Linked DNA regions of Mus musculus: region 1 is linked to region 2. A link is a loop called in an ENCODE intact Hi-C map of the cell type or tissue named here. Cell type or tissue: left cerebral cortex. All regions are shown on one strand.

What was found. A loop is a pair of places that touch in the nucleus more often than their neighbours do. Peaks named below come from ENCODE experiments on the same cell type or tissue, not always from the same donor. Only the 100,000 strongest peaks of a DNase experiment are listed, where the experiment ranks them.
Region 1: it touches region 2 in a loop (4-fold over the local background); 1 of 42 quality-filtered maps calls a loop at or near these places.

What each region holds. Positions count from the first base shown.
Region 1 is chr4:108,576,963-108,581,962 of GRCm38, forward strand. It overlaps Prpf38a (PRP38 pre-mRNA processing factor 38 (yeast) domain containing A), which reads right to left and starts at 2,374. Exons shown (of 10, transcript NM_172697.3): 1 at 2,023-2,374; 2 at 1-126. The coding sequence starts at 2,152. Orc1 (origin recognition complex, subunit 1) reads left to right here and starts at 2,492. Exons shown (of 17, transcript NM_011015.2): 1 at 2,492-2,613. In left cerebral cortex, no CTCF peak of the experiment used is centred here; a DNase peak (open chromatin) is centred at 2,361; H3K4me3 peaks cover 1,803 bases; H3K27ac peaks cover 567 bases.
Region 2 is chr4:108,832,674-108,837,673 of GRCm38, forward strand. It overlaps Btf3l4 (basic transcription factor 3-like 4), which reads right to left and starts at 967. Exons shown (of 6, transcript NM_027453.3): 1 at 835-967. Txndc12 (thioredoxin domain containing 12 (endoplasmic reticulum)) reads left to right here and starts at 2,005. Exons shown (of 7, transcript NM_025334.3): 1 at 2,005-2,183. The coding sequence starts at 2,093. In left cerebral cortex, a CTCF peak has its summit at 2,050; DNase peaks (open chromatin) are centred at 541, 1,024, 1,678 and 1,879; H3K4me3 peaks cover 3,272 bases; H3K27ac peaks cover 2,892 bases.

The DNA of each region.
Region 1 (5,000 bases), 260 kb before region 2:
TATCCTTCTCAGGTTGAATCTGAAGCATTTTCAAGGTTAAACACAAAAAAGGAGTTGGCTTTATGTTTCCACCATACACACCACCAACGAACTTTAACTCCATGGCTTTGTCCACTACAAGTTCAGCTGAAACAGCCAAAAACAAAGTGACATACATCTTAGACATATTAAAGGCTTTAGTTTTTCTTGGCCTTAGTTTTTCTTGGTTGGAAGGTTAAATAGCTAAAGGTTTAGAGTTCCTAAATAGTCAATAAGAATTTAATATTAAGAGAACAAGAGCTTATTAATAACAGCCTTAAAAAGGAAAAAAACAAAAAACCCTGAGCATGGTGATGATTGCTCAGTCCCAGCACTCAGGAGGCAGAGGTAAGCAGATCTCTGGGTCTGAGGCAGCCTAGTCTGCAGAGTGAGTTTTAGAACAGCCAGGGCTACATATGCCTGGAACTACAGCACTACAGAGAGAGACAGACCCCTCGTCCCAGTCTCCATTAATTGTTTAGTCCATCAAGGAAGGGTGGGACTCATGAGTCCTCAATCTTTATACAACAAATTATGAGGGAAAAGTCCTCTTATTACTACCAGATGCTGGTCTGGGGTGGTGTACAACTTTAATGCCGGAACTCGGGAGACAGAGGCAGGCACATCTCTGTGAGTTCAGGGCCAGCCTGGTCTACAGAGTGAGTTCCTGGACAGCCAGGGCCAGGACTACACAGAGAAACCCTGTCTAAAACAAAACAAAAAAACAAATAATCATTGTCCTGGCTTCCAGCTAAGGATAATGAGAACAAAAAAGAGCTTAAGTGATTTTACATGCTCAAGAACCACAGCCAGAGTCACACCAGGTGAAGCTGAACAAAGCTACGACAGCTGACAGAGAGCCACTCTAAAAAACTTAGGAGCCAGCGAGGTGGCTCATGCCTTTAATCCTAGGGACCAGAAGGGGAAGGCAGATGAATCTCTGTGTGTTCAAGAGAGTTCCAGGCCATCCAAGGCCCCCTGTCTCAGGGGAAAAAAACAACAACAAAAAAACCCCAAAACAAAACAGAAACCTAAAGGACTAGGGGAAGCAGGTCAAAAATGAAACTACTGACCCATTTAAGAACAGCAAGAATTTTATTATAGGAATGGTGAAGTTCCTTGAACATCTTCAAGCTGCATTAAAGGAACCCTTATCTGGTCCCTGAGATAAACAATCTAGGACCCAGCAGACTATCAATAAATAAATAAACAAATAAATTAATTAATTTAAAAAAATGGAATGGCTCAAAAAAAAAAAAAAAAAACTAAAGAAATCCTTCAGCATCAAGAAAGACCGGTCAAGCCGGGTGTAGTGGCGCACACCTTTAATCCCAGCACTCGAAGGCAGAGGCAGGTGGATTTCTGAGTTCGAGGCCAGCCTGGTCTACAAAGTGAGTTCCAGGACAGCAAGGGCTATAGAGAAACCCTGTCTCGAAAAACAAAACAAAAAAAAGAAAGACCGGTCAAGCAGGACGTGGTGGCGCACGCCTTTAATCCCAGCACTTGGGAGGCAGAGGCAGAGGCAGGCGGATTTCTGAGTTCGAGTTCGAGGACAGCCTGGTCTACAAAGTGAGTTCCAGGACATAGGACAGCCAGGGCTACAGAGAAACCCTGTCTCGGAGCCCACCCCCCCCCCCCCCCAAAGAAAGAAAGAAAGAAAGAAAGAAAGAAAGAAGGAAAGACCGGTGAGCCCTGCGGTGCTGGTGTATTCCTTGAATTCCAGCACTCGGGAGACAGAGGCAGTTCGAAGCCAGCAGTTCTCCAGGACAGCCAGGGCTATTACAGAGAAACCCTGTCTCGGAAAACGGAAAAGAAAAAAGAGAAAAGAGAAAAAGATCGTGTCAGATTTGTCTGTGTCCCGTCTAGTACAAGTCCAGGCACAGAGCAGTTTATATGAATAGTTGACATACTCTTCCAGTATCACCCCCAAAGGGTCCGTCCTTCCTCACTCAGACAGAAGAAACCACCCGTAAGCCGAGACGCGGGCTGCGCGCTGTCGCTCACCTGTAAGTCCAAAACACTCTTCTTTCCAGTACTTTGATTCATAGATTCGCGTCCGGATGATCTTCTCCACCAGATACTGAGGGTTGGTGCCATGGATGCTGTGGGCATCCTTCACTGTACGGTTCGCCATTTTAGAACTCTTTCAATTCTATTTCCGTCGGCTTGCTTAATACGTCACATTCAGTATTTATTTAAAAGAAGGGAAAAAAAAAAAAGGACTACCGGAGGCTAGGGAAACATTAAGGAATCCCTTGCGACCGCGGAAAGCCACCAGCTTCGTACCGGAAGCTGTGGCGTAGAACTCTTTCGCCGGAATACGCACACCCCGCACCAGAGAGGGCCCAAGCAAATTGGCGGAAGTACGTCATGAACCCCCGGGAGGGCGTGGCGAGTGTCCGAAACGCCAATCAGAATCACACTGTGGGCGGGGTTTCGGTTAGTGGCGCGAAAAGTTTTCTCCTGTGCCTTCAGTTCTTAGTCAGCTGAGAGCTGGGACTACGTGTTGTAGCCGTGGTCTCCCGGAGGAGCCAGACCTGGACGAGCGAGCGTCCCCCAGCTACTCCAGTGCCTGGACTGCAAAGCGTCGGCGAGGTGAGTGCGGGTCGTTGTCCACGGACTGCATACACGTGCACCTAGGGCCGTCGGTGCCGGCACCGCTCGCAAGCCTGTAAACCTTCTCGCCTCCCCGGAGCTCCAGGAACACTTCCTGCACTGAAGGAGACCTCGGAGAAGCGGGTGGCGCCGGCCCTCGGTGGGGAGCCTAAGGCTTTGGCTCTCCGCGTGCACTGCTTCTGAAAAGCACTCGCAACCTTTCCTCTGGAACCGCGGAGCTGGTGTTGCTCTCCGCTTTACTGGTGATTCCGCCCAGAGACAGACTTTCTCTAAGTCACTTTCTGGGACTTTGGCGTCTCCTCTCCACATGGCTTGCCCTTAAGTGAGCTTTCATCTCCAATCACTGGAGAAAACATCTAATGGCTCGTATTCTACTTTCTTGGGTCTAGCCTTCTCTTAACAATTGGAGAAATTGGGAGTTCTAAGCTTTGAGCTGTGAGATTCCTGTCACGAGGTCTTTTTAGTTTTCCATAGAAGTCGAATAATCGTAATTATTTTCTACTGTAATGGTTTTTAGACATTTTTCTGTGTAGAGCCGGCTGTCCTGTAGCTTGCTCAGAACCAGGCTGGTCTCGAATTTAGAGACTGCCTCTGCCTCAGGCCCTAGAATTAATGGCATGCACCACCACACCCTGTTTTTTCAGAATTAGATTGGGGAAGGTGCGGGAGGGGGGTTCAAAACAGAGTTTCTCTCTGTAGCCCCGTTTGTCCTGGAACACTTATAGACACACATCTCAGCCCCCTCTCCTGAGAGGCTCCTCCAGACTGTTGTTGCTAATCCTTCCTATAGACAAGTTGTTCCTCTGGCTTCAGGATGAAGTTCTGGGGACAAGTCAAACTTCTTGGAATCCATTGTTTCAATAGTTGGCTACAGTAGGATGGGCATTGGTTTATCATACCGTATTTTCTCTTAGTCTGATTATCTTAGAACAGTGCTTAGCACACAGGCCTCAAATAATATTGGTTGAATAAAAAGAGATACTATTTTTCCATTTTGTGGATTAGGAAATGGGTCCGGTGGACCTGCCACTCTGATTGGGAAGCTGTATATATTACTGTATATAATAAGCTGCCAGAAGTAAATACTATTTTCACAGGTGATACGATGATACATAAGGTAAGGTAGCTTATTGGTATCTGACTGTTCAGACTTAACTTGTACAAAGATAACATCTCCCTTTCATTAGCAAATATTTATTATTGAGCATCTTCTATGAATTTACATTGTTCTGGGGTTACTTTAAAGATTTAAATGAGGTACATGTGTCAAGAGTTTGGGCTTAACTTTTATTAAGGTTCCTTTTATGTTTTTGCATTGGGTATGGTTCCTGTACTGGGTTCAGACTTGTGGTGTCCTTCCATGGATATCGCTAGAAGTCAAACTCTTCTCTTTGCCAAACCAATCCTCCTGGCTCCCCAGTCCATTCACCATTTTTGCTGATAATCAAAATCATTTTGCTGATGGAGGGGGGGGGTTGGGGGTGTGTGGAAGAGTAGTTGATTGAGCTGTGTATTAGCATTTCAACATGCTTTTATATGAGTGTCATTCCTCAGTGGAAAGTTGATGAATAATTAGGATTTCTGGAAAGAAGTCCTAAGGACAGCAGGTAGCAGGCCTTTTGTACTGTAGGCATCTAACTTGTCATCTTTTCATTTTGTGAGGAATCCTACATTTTGTGTGCATGTGTTTGCCAACTTTCTGTTGCTATGACACAGTACTTGAAAAAAAAAACAAGGAAGATAGATTTACTTTGGCTTACAATTTCAGATATTTCTGTCTAGGGTCATGTTAGGACAAGATAAGGGCACCCCAAAGGCTTGTCCCTAAGGATCTACTCCTTTTACCTAAGTCATGTATGTGGCTATATATGAAGTATGTGCCTGGTGTCTCCAGAGGCCAGAAGGAGGTGTCCTATTCCTTGGAACTGTAGTTAAAGTTGGTTTTAAGCTGCTGTGTGGGTGCTCAGGTTCTCTACAAGGGCAACAGGTACTCTTACCATTGGGCCATCTCTCTAACGCCTGTTTCCTTGATTTTAAGAGATTTCAAAATTTCTATCATCTCCCAAGTAGCCCATCAATTTGTGAACCTTTAATCCATTGAAGAGGTCAGATACTCTGTGAGCCAATCAGTTCCCAAAAGCCTATCACATGGCAGCCCTGGCTTTTATCAGGTGACCTTTGGGAAAATACAATTCCAAGCTACAACAGTGCAAGTTTTTTAATAGTTTGATTAATTTTGTTGTTCTATACTACTAATGGGAACACTTTGGTTCATGTCTTTTCTGATAGGTATACGAATTACCGAGTCATAGAGTGGGCATACATCCAAGAATTTGTATGAAAGTTTTTTTAGTTTCCAAAAATGA
Region 2 (5,000 bases):
TACTTTAATCATGTTTACAAAGATAAAAATAATTTGAATTTTCAGCCCTGACTTTTTATGTGAGGTTTTACCACTTAGGGCTTTGGAAAGGTATTTAGGTTCTTTGTACTTGTGTTTGTTTCTCCCGCATTAAAAAAAGTATACCATCGCATACTTTACTGAGTTGAAGGCTAAAGCATAGATTATCAAGTTCAGGTAAGACACTCAGTAGTTGGTAACTATTGTTACCATTCTTCCAGAGGGCCACTAATTAGGTATAATGAAAGAACGTGGGAACGGAAGTTGAAACCGCCATTCACCAGCTGTGTAACACTGTGCCTGGCGATCAATCATCAGGCAGTGTGAAGAGGTTATAAGGATAGGTAACTGTCTCAAAATTAAGAGAGACTTGTAAACAAGCACTTCTATTACAAAGTGAAGAGCGCTGCAACCTAGTTCGGCCCCAAGAGCTTGGTGGCCGGGTGCTAACCTCAGTTTGGGAGGAGCAAAAGAGATGACAACAGATCTGCTGCTCAAAGCGTCTGACACTGTTGTTGTGAATAATGAGTGATGGACGAGGAGGGTTCTACCCTCCTGGGTCTGGACCTGAGCGGCCAGAGCCCGGGCCCGGCTCCTCCACAGCGGGCGGTGGTGCTGGGGACCTTCCCTCAGGTGCCGACCCCCAGCTGCGCCGCCCGTAACCGACAGGCCCGGCCGGCCGCCTCCGCCCCCACTCGCCGCGCCACGGCGGAAGTGGCAGCCGGAGCGGACGGCGGGTGTCGAGAGGGGAGGGCGGGGGGAGACCGTGCGCAGCGGCCGGAGGCCGTGGGGTGGCGGGCCCGCCGGGGGTCTCACCTGCAGCGGGGAGGGTCCTCCAACACCAGCACGCGGCAAGAGCAAGATGGCTGCCTCAGCTGAGACAGAGAAAGACCGCGGCGGCAGCGGCGGCGGCGGCGGGAGAGGCCCACGTGACGCACGGCCCCGCCTCGACCGCGGGAGGGAGGCGGGGTGGGGGTGGGTACGGCAACTGCGCGCCTGCCTCCCGACTACAAAGCCCAGCATGCCTCGCGCACCTCACTATTCTGATTGGCGGCCGGGCTGCTTCCTGGAGGAGGCGGCGGTCCCCTTGGCGTCCCATTGTGTCTGCGCTTACCTTTTGTCTTGGATTTAACAGAAGGGTGGTGTGGGGTCTAGTTCGGGTTGTACACCTTGGATGTCCTTCACTAAGCATTGAGCTCTAATGGACTCTCATCAGGAGGGAAAGTCGGCAGTTGACTTGTTAGGTAGTAACTCGACCCAATACAAAAAGCAACAGACTTAACGGAAAGAAGCTTTACACTTTACGTGCTTGAGATGACTTATGTCCCAGTTCCCTCGGACTACCTCTTCAGTTGTGCAATAAAAGGCCCCAAGCATGGTTTTCTTGGACCTTATGTCAGTTGGTTGCATCATGCCTGAGTGGAAGTCCTGCGAATGCGAGTGGGGGTGGGGGGAAGGGTCCAGCGCTTCTCCAAAGTGCTTGCCTGCAAGACACAGACGCGTGCACAGCGAAACGGGCTTACCGAGTCTCTTTGGAATCCCAAACAGAAATCTAACAATGAAATGCTGTTGTCCAGTATTTTTAACTTGTGCGAGGGGGCGGGAAATTCCAAGCCCTCTGTTGTGATAGGCTGATCTCAAAGATAATAATTTGCATTTTGAATATTTAGTGTAGTGGTCCATTGGAGGGAGGGGCTAGGCTAGAGGTCAGACGTAATTAACAACGGTTTTCCTGAACCTTTCCCCAGCCCTCACCAATTCGGGCCACCTCATCCGGCTGTTTCTTTAAGCCTGGATATCAAGGACTTAGGGAAAGCAAACTCGAGATGTACTCCCACATCCTTCTACGTGATCTGCACCTTTAAACTTACTCCATTCCAAAGCGGACCCTCGAGGCACCGCCCACATCCGTCTAACATCACTTCCTTCAGTGTTTGGCTAGGAAAAAAAAAAAAAAAAAAAAATCTGGGAATCCGAGGGGTTGGGCTGAACGGCGATAAGGGGGCAGAGCGGAGCTTCTGCTGGAAATCCTGTTCCCTCAATCCGGTGGCTCTGTGCAACTACCACCGTGGAGATGTCGCTTCGTTTCGGGGCCACCTGTTTGCTGAGCTTCAGTTTCCTGCTCCTCATCACTTCTTCAGACGGACGCACTGGGCTTGGAAAGGGTCAGACCTCATTCTTACCGTAATCTTTACGGACCCCGGGCCTTCTTAACACTTTATTTTCTCACTGTATCTTAGGCCACTTTAGATTCCTTTTTATCTTCCCCAACTGCTTTTGTGGATTTCTCGGGGTCAGGAGTACCAGGTCCGGGAGAGGGTTTAAGAGAAGGAAGTTGTACTTGAGGGCGCTCTTAATTCTTGGGATTGAGAAGATATGGCCCTTAAATTAGGACTAGGTTGTTTAAGAGTCCATTCATGTGTCATGTTAGGCGCTTGGGACGCCTCCAGGAACCGTCACCTTCCCGCCAGAAGAAATAGGTCGCTTGGGAAGCCCTCAGGAACCGTCACCTTTCCGCCAGAAGAAAAAGGGTCGCTGGTGACCTGTAGTGGTCGCTTGAGTCTGAAGATTCCTCACCACGTTCCCCCGTACCCCCAAGACCCGGTTCCCTATTCCCCCAAGAGATGCAGAAAAAAGAGCAAATGAAAGGTAGACCTTTTGCTAGGTCACCAACAGTTGGTTTTGGTGTGGCTCAGCTAGTGTGTTGGAAGAAACTGATTTCTTTAGAGCGATGGATCAGTGGTTATCAATGAAGGTTAGGAAGTAAGGACCCCCAACTCCGTGTATTACCAGCCCTATTTCTAAACTTGAACACCTTCTCATCAGTTGGGTTTTTTGTTTGTTTGTTTTGGCAGCTGAATTGACTAACTGGTTGAGTTATAAATGGATTCCAGCCCTGCTTTGGATGGTTTGTGTTATGACCTTTACTGTATGGGATTTTTCTGATGCTGGTGGTGTGTGTGTGCTTCAGTGTGGTGTCTGCCCGCCTGTTTTCTGGTACACATGACTAGGCCATAAGAGGATATTGGGTGTTTTCCTCTTCTGCTTGTTCTCCACCTTATGAAACAGCCTCATTGAATTTGAGTTCACCATTTAGGCTAGAGGAGCCCTGTGTGTGTGCGCGTGTGTGTGTTTAGGTAAATGTGTGGCCCAAGGAGGCCAGAAAAGGGTGTCAGTCCCCCTGGAGGTGGAGGTGCAGGCAGTTGTGATCTGCCTCTAACATGGGAACTGAACTTGAGTCCACTGAAGAGCAGCAGGTTCTTTTCTGGTCCCAGCCCCTATTTGTTTGTTTGTTTGGTTGGTTTTTTGAGACAGGGTTTCTCTATAGCCCTGGCTGTCCTGGAACTCACTCTGTAGACCAGGCTGGCCTGGAACTCAGAAATCCTCCTGCCTCTGCCTCCCGAGTGCTGGGATTAAAGGCGTGCGCCATCACTGCCCAGCTGTTTGTTTTTAGAGCTCTTTATCTTTACATTCATTGGTGGGCATTGAGACTGAGTGGAAATTCAATGAGTCACCTCAGTTCAGTATTGATTTTCGATCATCAGCCATGTTTTGATCATTGACTCGGGTACTAGAGACATGACAATGAAGAGAACAAACAAGGTTCTTGCTTTCACTGGGTGTATATTTAAGTCAGAGAGTGCAATAGGATAGATCTACGACAGATTAATAAAAGAATTTCAGCTTATATAATACTGTGGTAGATTGGGAAGTACAGACTGAGGAGGGTAAGGGCGCTGGCATCTACCTGAATTAGGAGGGTGAGAAAAAGCTTTTCTTTTCTTTCTTTCTTACTTTTTTTTTGGGGGGGGGGTGAGAGACAGGGTTTCTCTGCAGCCCAGGTTGTCCTGGAACTCACTCTGTAGACCAGGCTGGCTTCGAACTCAGAAATCCGTCTGCCTCTGCCTCCTGAGTGCTAGGATTAAAGGTGTGTGCCACCATGCCTGGCAAAGCTTTTTCTTTCTTTTCTTTTTTCTTTTGAGAAAGAAGTTTTTCTAAGGTGATATGTGGGTTTCTGCCTATGAAGGAAGTGCTGAAAACTGCACAATGGGTCCTATTAAGTCAAAATGTTCCAAATACTGATGATCCTATTGTAAAACAGGCCGCTGTGTATTTAGAATAGAACTGTATATACAGAGGGAGACTGGAGTGCTAGGGTGTATGCAGAGCTGAGTTTCAATGTGTTCTGCCAGTGACCAGACGAGATGCCTGTGACAAGTAGCTTAATCTCTCTCATGCCTCTGTTCCTCAGCTGCAAAATGGGTGTGATTGTTACCCCAGACACTCAACACATAACAAACCCTGCTCAATCGACTGTTGAATGCATATAACATTATGAAGTGTTGTGTGAGTCTCATTTCTTTGTCAGGCAGTAAATACTGTGTTATTCAATTAGCATCATTGCCTAATAAACAACTCCAAAATATATTGAAGCCTTGAATCCCGGGACTGGAGGTAGAAGCAGGCGATCGGATCTCTGTGAGTTCCAGGGAACCCAAGTGGAAGAGCTAGTTTGTGATAATTGAATGAAAAAGCAAAAGACGCGTGAAGTGTCACACACTTGAAAAAGATCGAGTAAGTGAAATATTGTTATTATTTCCACCATTGAGGAATACTTGCTTGTTTCTAAAAGGAATTAATATTATCTCAAGTATTTGTCTTGTGTATTGTTTATGTATAGATTCTTTGGACATAAGAAATATACTCACCCCACCTAAAAAAAGTAAAAAGTACTACCTGAGGCAGGAAGTCCTGAAAATTTTGATGAGTGTTGTTTCTTCCAAAATGTCTAAAGAGCTTCTCCAGCTCTTTCTAGAAGATTCCTTGGTGGTTTGCAGAGAGGAAACAATGAGTAACCCTCCCTACCCTCCCCAACAGTTTTCATTATGAAGAGGAAGCACGCTGGTGTGGAATAGTGTGCACTAGACTGGAATTATTAGGCCTAGATTTTAATCTTGGACAGGCCATTTAGCCAGCAGTGG